2 separate regions of the Homo sapiens genome follow, and region 2 is linked to region 1. A link is an interaction called in ENCODE POLR2A ChIA-PET data of the cell type or tissue named here. Cell type or tissue: Panc1. All regions are shown on one strand.

Region 1 (5,000 bases):
AAGTCAAGTTTTAATTGCACTTCTATTTCCCAAGTAAAAATGAGCCTTGGTGAAAAACAGTAATCTATTTTATTAAGATTAAATCATTCAAGAAATTATAGTGAATGTTTCTTTCCTTGGTTGTTAGGTGAATATCTGGATGTTCATGATTTCCAGATCAGTACCAGACAGGTGTAATGAACAGCTCTGATCAAGATTTATATTTCTGTGACTTTTTTCTTTTTTGTGACAGAGTCTCGCTCTGTTGCCCAGGAGTGCAGTGACGCGATCTTGGCTCACTGCAACCTCCACCTCCCGGGTTCGAGCAATTCTTCTGCCCTAGCCTTCCGAGTCACTGGGACTACAGGGGTGCGCCGCCATGCCCGGCTAATTTTTTTTTTTTTTTTGTATTTTTAGTAGAGATGGGGTTTCACCATGTTGGCCAGGCTGGTCTTGAACTCCTGACCTCAAGTGATCCACTCACCTTGGCCTCCCAAAGTGCTGGGATTACAGCCGTGAGCCACCATGCCCAGCAACATAACTATTTCCATTCTTCTTATCAATCAAGGTGGCAACCTCTCTTCCGCTGTCAGCTGGAGAGAGATAACTACCCCGTGAATCTCATCCAAGTTCCTGCCAGTGGTAGCTGGGTAGACAGCTTCAGTTTCTTGTCAGGAGCAAAAATAAACACCATAAGCTCTGACACCCATTCCCTTTTCTTCCAACTCAGGAGGATCCAGCATGCCCAACAAGACGGCAAGGTCCTGATCCTTACCATCAATGTTGGGAAAAGGGCATTTTTCTGTTCGCTCATCACTATTGTAAGCATTGATATCCTTGCTCCAGGCAAGATGGTCCTCAGCACTGTCTGTTGCAAGGGCAGTCAACTTCACATTGCTCTTGGTGAATTCTGGTGCCAGCTTTGCAGCTCTGCCAAGCTCCATAGTGCACACTGGTTTAGAGTCCCAAGGGTGGGAAAAAAGAATGCCACAGGAGTCTCCTAGAAAGTCGTGGGAACAGATACAGCCAACAGTGCGATTAGCCTCCGAGTTGGGAGCCTTGTGGATGGCAGCAGTAGTGACATGGTGGGCGAGACAGTGTAGCCACGGCAGCAAGCAGCCAGCTGGTCTGGGCAGTCCTGTTTGTGCTTTTGTTAGTAGTCTGGGGCTTAGTGATAAGCAGTGATAACTGAGAGCAATCATTGCTGAGTCAAACTAACTTTAGTGATGAGAGAAAGTCATTGTTTGGAGACTGGCATATGGAGAGCTATGAGGGAAGGCGATTGTCTGCTATCAACCATTAACAAATGTTTACTGGGCATCACCTACCCTGTCCAGGAGCTGGGGGTGTGCAATCCCTGTCCTTAAGGATAAGCTTTTATTCTAAAGTGGGAGATACATAATAATCAGGTTTATTTATATCTATGCACATAGAAATAATTTGGAGTATTCAATGTTATAAAGAAGAATAAAGTAGGCTGAGCAGATAGAAAGTGATGAGGTCAAGAACTTATATGGGGTGGGGGGGGGGGGGATCAGAAAAGTTATCTCTGAGGAGCATCAGAGACCAGAAGCAAATCCCAGATGGAAGGAACAGCAGGAACAAAAGACATACCAGGGAGGCAGGAAAGGGTATAGTATGTTAAAGAAACAGCAAGAATTCCAATATAGGTAGAGCCTAGTACTCCGGGGAGAGCCTAGTACTCCCCTAGTACCAGGGGAGATTAAATGTGAGTTACAGTTTAGGGGCAAGAGTTAGGGGCCACCCATAGTAAGGTCATTGAATTTTTAAGAGTTTTCAGCTAAGTGATAATATCTAATTTATGTTTGTGAAAGATCACACCGGCTTCTTTGTAGAAGACAGACCATCAGGAGACTACAGTAGAAGTTGGGCAGCCAGGTAGTGAGTGCCCAGCAGATGATGGTGTGTCTTGGGTTAAAGTGATGAACAATGGTATGAATCAGAAAAAAACCCAATAGGATTACTAATGGGCTGAATGTGGGCTCTGCAGGGGAAATCATTGAACTGAAAAGTTCTTGATAAAGGAAAAATAAATTTCCAAGGGAGGATCAAGCTGGCATGAGGGAAAGAGAGCTAAGGCATATTGAATGTCATCGGTATGCCATGCTCTCCTTCCAGATTCCTCCAACCAGTTAGGCAGGTACTGCATCCCATATTAAAGTGGGTAAGGAGTCTCTCCATCTCTTCCCACCAACACACTGCATGCTCCATCAGCACGGATCTGCGTGTGACTCCATGCATGCCAGACAACTCCACAGCCATCTGCCTTCCACAGGTGTTACCTCCACCTGCAGTTCATCCCTTCGTTCAGTAAGGAATATGGAGCCTCTACCTTGGGCCAGGCATTGTGCTGCGCATCGGGACACAGTGGATTAAAAATTAAAAGGGTCAAGTCAGGTGCAGTGGCTCACGCCTATAATCCCAACACTTTCAGAGGCCAAGGCAGGCGGACCACTTAAGGTCAGGAGTTCAAGACCAGCCTGGCCAACATGGTGAAACCCCGTTTAATATTTTACATTAAAATATAAAAATTAGCTGGGCATAGTGGCACACGCCTGTAATCCCAGCTACTCTGGAGGCTGAGGCAGGAGAATTGCTTGAACTTGGGAGGCAGAAGTTACAGTGAGCCGAGATCGCACCACTACACTCCAACCTAGGCAACAGAGCGAGACTCCGTCTCAAAAAAAAAAAAAAAAAAAATTAAAAGGGCCCTTCCTTCACTGAGCTGACATTCCATGGAGGAGGACACGCACTTAGCAAATATTAACACAATTAAGTATTGTGGTGATTAAATGGTGCACAGAAAAAGTACCAGGGGCTAGGAGGCTGTAAAGCAAAGGACCTTAAACTGCAATGGGGGAGAGAGGGCAGCCTCTTTCCTACAAACCCTGCTGTTTATATTGACTTAGGAAAGATAAGTAGGAGTCAGAGGGGCAAAGAGGAAAAAGGAAGAGCCTCCTGGTCATTAGGAGCACTGTGTACAAAGGTCCTTAGGTGAGAAGGGGCATGACATATTCAGAGAATTGGAAGGTCAGTGTGGCACGAGCTCAAGAATGAGGAAGAGAATGACCCAGGATAAGCCTGGAGGGACAGGTGACTTAGATGGTGCAGAACCATCTTGTGGGATTTGGTCTTTAGCCTAAGAGCCACAGGAAACCGCTGAAAGGCTTATACAAGGGAATGATGTGATCAGATTGGCATTTTTTAAAGAGTATCCGGCTGCTGCATGGAATCTGGTTTGGGAGGTGGCCTAAAGGAGGGGACTGATTGGACACAGGGTATAAGAGGAGTTCTTCAGAGGAGACTCCAGCATATACTATGAATTGGGAGATGGTGCCATGCACTGTGACAGGGAGCACTGGGAGAGGAACAGCTTTAGGGGAGAAATTGGGAGTTGAGTTTCAGGTGTGCATATGGAATGTGAGGTGCATATGCAACATCCAAATGCAGCCATCAAGGGGCAGTTTCTGTAAGGATCTGGATTTCAGAGGGAAGTAGGGGCCAGAGACATATATTTGGGCACCATTAGCTTAGAGATGACCACGGCTGGCAGACTGAATGAGGGTACACAGAGAGTTCCCTGCCAAACTCCTGTAACTCTTTAAGTCCTAACTTTGTCATCACCTTTGCAGAGCCATCCCTGCTACTTACATAAGGTAATTTACTACTTCTATGTTATTTATCTACATTTGTCATATCATATGTTAATACATGTTTCACCTCAATTCAGTGTGCATCCTTACAAGTGAGGTATATTTTGTGTGCCCAGTTCTTGGCTTAGGTCCTGGCTTAGTAGGCTCCCAGTGAATGTTACTCACAGCGTTACTCACAAATCAAAGTGATGTGGCCTTTGAACCTCAGAGAAGCATCCTGCAGTTAGTCCATGTAGTAAATGGTGTGGCATGGTCTTTTTTTTTTTTTTTTTTTTTTTTTGAGACAGAGTCTCACTTGTTGCCCAGGCTGGAGTGCAGTGGCACAATCTCAGCTCACTGCAACCACCACCTCCCAGGTTCAGGTGATTCTCCTGCCTCAGCCTCCTGAGTAGCAATGACTACAGGTGCGCACCGCCATGCCTGGCTAATTTTTGTATTTTTAGTAGAGACAGGGTTTTCACATGTTGGCCAGGCTGGTCTCGAACTCCTGACGTCAGGTGATCCACCCTCCTCGGCCTCCCAAAGTGCTGGGATTACGGGCATGAGCCACCACGCCCGGCCAGGTTTTTAACCCTTGGCAATTCATCCCAGTCATTGGGAAAGTGGTACTTACTTGACACAAATTTGCTTTCTTGTACTATACACATTCTATAAAGAAAATAATACTTGACTTAACAGTTTTTCAGTTTGAAGAAGATGCTGATTCTTCTGCTAATCATGTTACAAAAGGAGACTAGAATATCTCCACTGGATGCTGCGGGCAAATGTGTGTGGTCTGTGAGAAATGTGTTATCAAGAGCTGGTAAACATTGTCTTGGCAGAACCCCACACAGGAGAGAGCCAGGAATGATTAAATGAAAGAACAGCATATGTGACATGATTTACACAGTTGAATCACATTCCACATGCTCCCCGGGCTCCAGAAGAATCCAACAGCAATTCTCAAATTTACCATCTGCCTCTCTGCTTTCTGTTACTCTTCTGGTGAGGAGCCGGGGAGGGAGGGAGAGATGGTAATGTTTTATGAATGTTTGCTTGGAACCCTGAGCATGTATTCTCATCATGTAGTTCTGCAGAGAACATGAGCAGAGGCTAGCAATGACCTGGTGGTGAGAGGTCCAGTCCTTAACTACACTTGGGTTTAATAACAGCTCATCACTTAGTCTGTTGTCTATAAAGCAAATTATCAAACATTACTAATTCTCAGTTTCCTTACCTGTAAATGGTGAAGGTGGGTGATGATGTTGTAGTTGGGGGCAAGGGGTGTAAGATCCAATGTGTATTCCATGGGGAAGCTCTGAGGGTGAGACATGGTGACATTTGCTAAGCATTTAGCAGAGTTGGCTG
Region 2 (5,000 bases), 50 kb after region 1:
TAATACACCTGCTTTTTGACTGCAACCCATCATGAGAGGTCAGGTGTGAAATTTCCACTTGTGGCATCATGTTGGTGCTCAAAAAGTTTCTGATTTTAGAGCATTTTGGATTTTAGTATTAGGAATGCTTAACCTACATTTCTATTTTCACTTAGAAAATTTAAGGCATAGTAAGTTTTCACTGAAAACCTGCATTCATTATGAAAGGTTATATTCTAAATGACAAAATCAGTAAGTGAATATTAGAAGATTAGAAATGTGGTCTTAAAACCTAGGAATTTTTTCTTCTAAAGATGAAGATGTGTATGGAGAGCGAAACACTTGTCTTTCTAGGCAATCATATTGATCCTGCTCCTCAATTTCTAGTGATGAAAATTAATGTAAAAGGTTTAGTTTAATCAACTACAGTTTTAAGTTACAGTTGAAGAAAGTAGTATCAGAATTCTGTTTTTTATTCTGTAAATATTAATGCTTAGGATATAGAAACAGTTTATTCAGGGTTTTCCTACACTGCGTTTATCATTTAAAATATTGAATAAGCTGAACACATTAGTGTATAGGAGGCTGAGGCGGGAAGATCACTTCAGCCTGGGATTTTGAGTCAACCGGCAACTAGACCCCATCTCTAAAGGAAAAAAAAAGATATGATAAAAATACGCTGAATTGGCCGGGCACGGTGGCGTATGCCTGTAATCCTACCACTTTAGGAGGCCGAGAGGGGTGGATCACCTGAGGTCAGGAGTTTGAGACCAGCCTGGCCAACATGGTGAAACCCCATCTCTACTAAAAATGAAAAAATTAGCTGGGTGTGGTGGCGCATGCCTGTAATCCCAGCTACTTGGTAGGCTGAGGCAGGAGAACCGCTTGAACCCCAGAGATGGAGGTTGCAGTGAGCCGAGGTCACGCCACTGTACTCTAGCCTGGGCGACAAAACGAGAGTCTGTCTCAAACAACAACAAAACATAATATATATACTGAATAAACTACATTTAAGAGTCACAATAAGTAATACTTTGTTGAACATGAGATTTTAAGAAACTCTAGGAGGCTTATTGAAAAATATGGGGAACTATTTTGAGTAATTATTTGCTAACATTAGTTTGTTATTATTCTAATATCAAATTGTTACAGTTTAGATTTAGCTATGTGACCACACATTTTAAAATACTCTCTGCCCGGGTGCAGTAGCTCATGCCTGTAATCTCAGCACTTTGGGAGGCCAAGGTGGCAGGATTGCTTGAGTCCAGGAGTTGGGAGACCAGCCTTAGCAACATAGTGAGGCCCAGTTTCTACAGATAATTTAAAAATTAGCTGAGCATGGTGGTGCGCACATGTAGTCCCAGCTGCTCGGGAGGTTGAGGTGGGAGGATCGCTTGCTTGAACCCAGGAGTTCAGGATTACAGTGAGCCATGATCATGCCACTGCACTCCAGCCTTGCTGACACAGGGAGAATGTGTTTCAAAAATAAACATGAGTAAAATGTTTTCTGAATTTTTAAATAAAATTTAAGACCTATTGTACTGTGTATAATAAAGTTGACATAAGTTCTTACCCTTGTTCTAAGTAACTTTTGTATACAAAATAAATAGGCTGATAGTCTTGTAGTATCATATATATATATATCATACATATAATGTTCTTAAAAAATAATTAATTGAAAAGAATTTCGTTTAATTGAGACAGGGTCTTGCTGTGTCACCCAGGCTGGAGTACAGTGGTGTGATCATAGCTCACTGCAGCCCTGCCCTCCTGGACTCAAGCGATAAAATATATAACTTTTAAAAACATATTATTATATGAAAATATGAAGATGCTTCTCCCCCTTAATTATGCAAGATTTTAAAAAGAGACTTTAGGCCAGGCATGTGGCTTATACCTGTAATCCCAGCACTTTGGAAGGCTGAGGCGGGCATATCACTTGAGTTCTAGACCAGCCTGGCCAGTTTTTTAGGCTTAAATCTTAATTCCAGAATCCTATGTAGAATTGTTATTTTATTGCGGTGTTTGGTCAAGCTCATAGCTTCTGATGTCTTCATACAGGGCATTTGACACTCTTGCAAAAGCATTGAATCCTGGAGAGAGCACAGCCTGCCAGAGCTCAGTAGCGGGCATGGAAGGAAGTGTACACCTAATCACTGGAGATTCAAGCATAAATTACACCGAAAAAGAGGGGCCACTTCTCAGCGATTCACATGTAGCTTTCAGGGTATTTCTATATGTTTTTTTTAACTTGTATGTTGTGTTGCTTGATTTTGATCTACCTTTCAAAAATCAAAGTATGTTTGTTGTGCTTTTAAAGTCAGAAATATCCCTGATAGAATTTCAGAACAGCAGCTAAAACACTCATCTGGGCCAGGCACAGTGGCTTATGCCTGTAATCCTGGCATTTTGGGAGGCCAAGGTGGGCAGATCACCTGAGGTCAGGAGTTCGAGACCAGCCTGACCAACATGGAGAAACCCTGTCTCTACTAAAAATACAAAATCAGCCAGGTGTGATGGTGCATGCCTGTAATCCCAGCTACTCGGGAGGCTGAGGCAGGACAATCGATTGAACTCGGGAGGCGGAGGTTATGGTGAACCGAGATCACGCCATTGCACTCCAGCCTGGGCAACAAGAGCAAAACTCTGTCTCAAAAAAAAAAAAAAAAAAACTCATCTGCATATAGAAACAAAATGTCTTTAGGCTTTTCTCTTCTGTTTATCAAGATACTGAATAAGCTGGGCATGTTAGTGTGCATCTATGCAGGAGGCTAAAGCCTTATGTAGATAAGATAATGGCGTAATAAAGCATCCTGTTAAGTCAGTTATAATAGCAGTTATTGCGTTTAAAAGTTAGCTTTTATAACTTTTCAGCACATTTTGTTAAACTTTAAGTATTGGCATTCATGATGTGTTGAATGGACTGCTTTTGTTCAATGCCTAGCTACTACTATATCGTAATCAATAAGACCCAGATAGTTTGCTCTTACCATAGTAACTACAAAGAGCTCCATTTGTTATGTATCATCTTAATTAGCTGGCTTCCAGCATTATTATAAGATACAAATTGGCCAGGTGCAGCTGCTCCCACCTGTCATCGCAGTACTTTGGGAGGCTGAGGCCAGAGGATTGCATGAGTCCAGGAGTTGGAGACCAGCCTGGGCAACATGCCGAGACCTCATCTCTATTATAAATTAAAATTACATAATAAAATTTAAAAAGATACAAATTATTTAATATATTTTAACTTTTAGTTTTTAACTTACACTTTTTAGCCATTTTGGAGAAGGTACATTTATAATTTATTTTGTTCCCATAAATAATTGTGGGTTTTGCCATTACTTTTAAGGCTGCAATTACTTTTTCACCAACCTAATTTATTTATGACAGAAACAATACATGCAGAATACTAGAAATAATACATGTAGAAGACTAGAAAATCACTTTCTACTATTTGTCATTCAAATAATGCTTGGACAGAGTTATAGCCATGCTCACTGTGGAGACCTTACATTACGATCCTGTTGTTTTGACTCTTCCATTTTAACCACTCAGCTGTGGATACTCTTAGCAAGATGTATGCAAAGGGATTGAATGCATATAGATTTCACTTAGCAATATATAGCAGTCTTGGAATACCTGAGGGTGACTGCTCATACTTTTACTATAGATTATAAAATTCCATGGATTTTTTTAGGAGAATATGTACAGCTATCAAATAAATATGTATACCAGTAGAAGTTATGAGTGCAAAGTAATATTTGTATCTATAAAATTTGACTTGGTAGAAATAGCCACAGAGAAAACTCAGTGGCTTAAAATAGTGTAATTTGATGTAGTCAATAAAATATATCAGTGAAGCCAATTTTTATGTAAAATTTTACCAAAGATAATTTACATGGAAAAAATTAGAAATTTTTTTTCTACACTCTACAGGAAAATTTTTTATGAGTGCTATAAGAAAAAGTAATTGGAATAATCAGTATCATTCTAAAAAATTATGGTAAGATTTATGGACAAGGGTGGAGCAAGGCAAAACTTGATTTTTCCCATTGTTCTTTCGTATTCTAAATAAAAGATACTCTTTTGTTTTCTTAGGTTTATGTTCTGCTTTGGATTTAAATGGGAGGAAGGATGAAATGAGACAGATGTAGGAACAGGACCCATTGTGAGGGAAAAGGACCAGAGTGCTCTTTAGAAAGTAGGGGTAGTTTACCTGTTTATTGTTAATGTTGGTCCTCAAAGTTTTTGATTGCTTGAAATGTTTTGGACAGAAGAATTTGGCAAATTACAACTTTTTTTTCTTCTTAGGATTGGCTTTTGTCATTCCCATCTTTGTCTTCCTAAGTATCCTCACAGTCAGCACTATAAAGTTTCTTACTCTCCTGAAAAGGACCACTTCATCTTTCTCGGAGTCTTACAGCCTTGTGAAGTCAAATGTTTGACTTTTCAGTGATTTCCCTGCTTAGCTCCTAGAGTCTGGTAATTTCATGGTTCTCACATTGAAGTTTTCTGATCATGGGTTTCAAGACCTTACATCTGTAATCAAACAACTCAGTCCTTTCTTACTTGCTGAGCTGAATAGCATTTTGTTCCTCTGTTGCATTTCTATGTACACTGTAGTTTGCAGCATATTTTCACATACACTGTTTCCTTTGGGCCTCACCACATAAGCTGAGGTTAGAATTTTTAATTTTTTTTTTCTTTGTGAGATAGGGTCTCACTCTCACCCAGGCTGGAGCGCAGTGGCATAATCACAGCTCACTGCAGCCTCGACCTCCTGGGCTCAAGGGATTCTCCTGCTTCAGTCTTTCATGTTGCTGAGACCACAGGCATGTGCCACCACACCCAGCTAATTTAAAAAATTTTTGTGTAGAGATGGGATCTCACTTTGTTGTCCAGGCTTATCTTATACTCCTGGCCTCAAGTGATCCTCTCACTTCGGCCTCCCGAAGTGCTGGGATTACAAGTGTAACCCACCATACCTGGTAGGGTTAGAATTTTTATTCTCATTTGGTGGA

Evidence for each region. Peaks named below come from ENCODE experiments on the same cell type or tissue, not always from the same donor. Only the 100,000 strongest peaks of a DNase experiment are listed, where the experiment ranks them.
Region 2: POLR2A ChIA-PET joins it to region 1 with 6 read pairs; 4 of 35 experiments call an interaction of 5 or more read pairs at or near these places.

The regions. Positions count from the first base shown.
Region 1 is chr12:95,096,568-95,101,567 of GRCh38, reverse strand. The region is part of intron 14 of FGD6 (FYVE, RhoGEF and PH domain containing 6); the gene reads left to right. It also overlaps the pseudogene LOC100287148. Among named protein-coding and RNA genes, the nearest start is that of NR2C1, 25 kb to the right of the region's middle. In Panc1, no CTCF peak of the experiment used is centred here; no DNase peak of the experiment used is centred here; H3K27ac peaks cover 847 bases.
Region 2 is chr12:95,046,274-95,051,273 of GRCh38, reverse strand. It overlaps NR2C1 (nuclear receptor subfamily 2 group C member 1), which reads left to right. Exons shown (of 14, transcript NM_003297.4): 9 at 2,041-2,206. Among named protein-coding and RNA genes, the nearest start is that of NR2C1, 25 kb to the left of the region's middle. In Panc1, no CTCF peak of the experiment used is centred here; no DNase peak of the experiment used is centred here.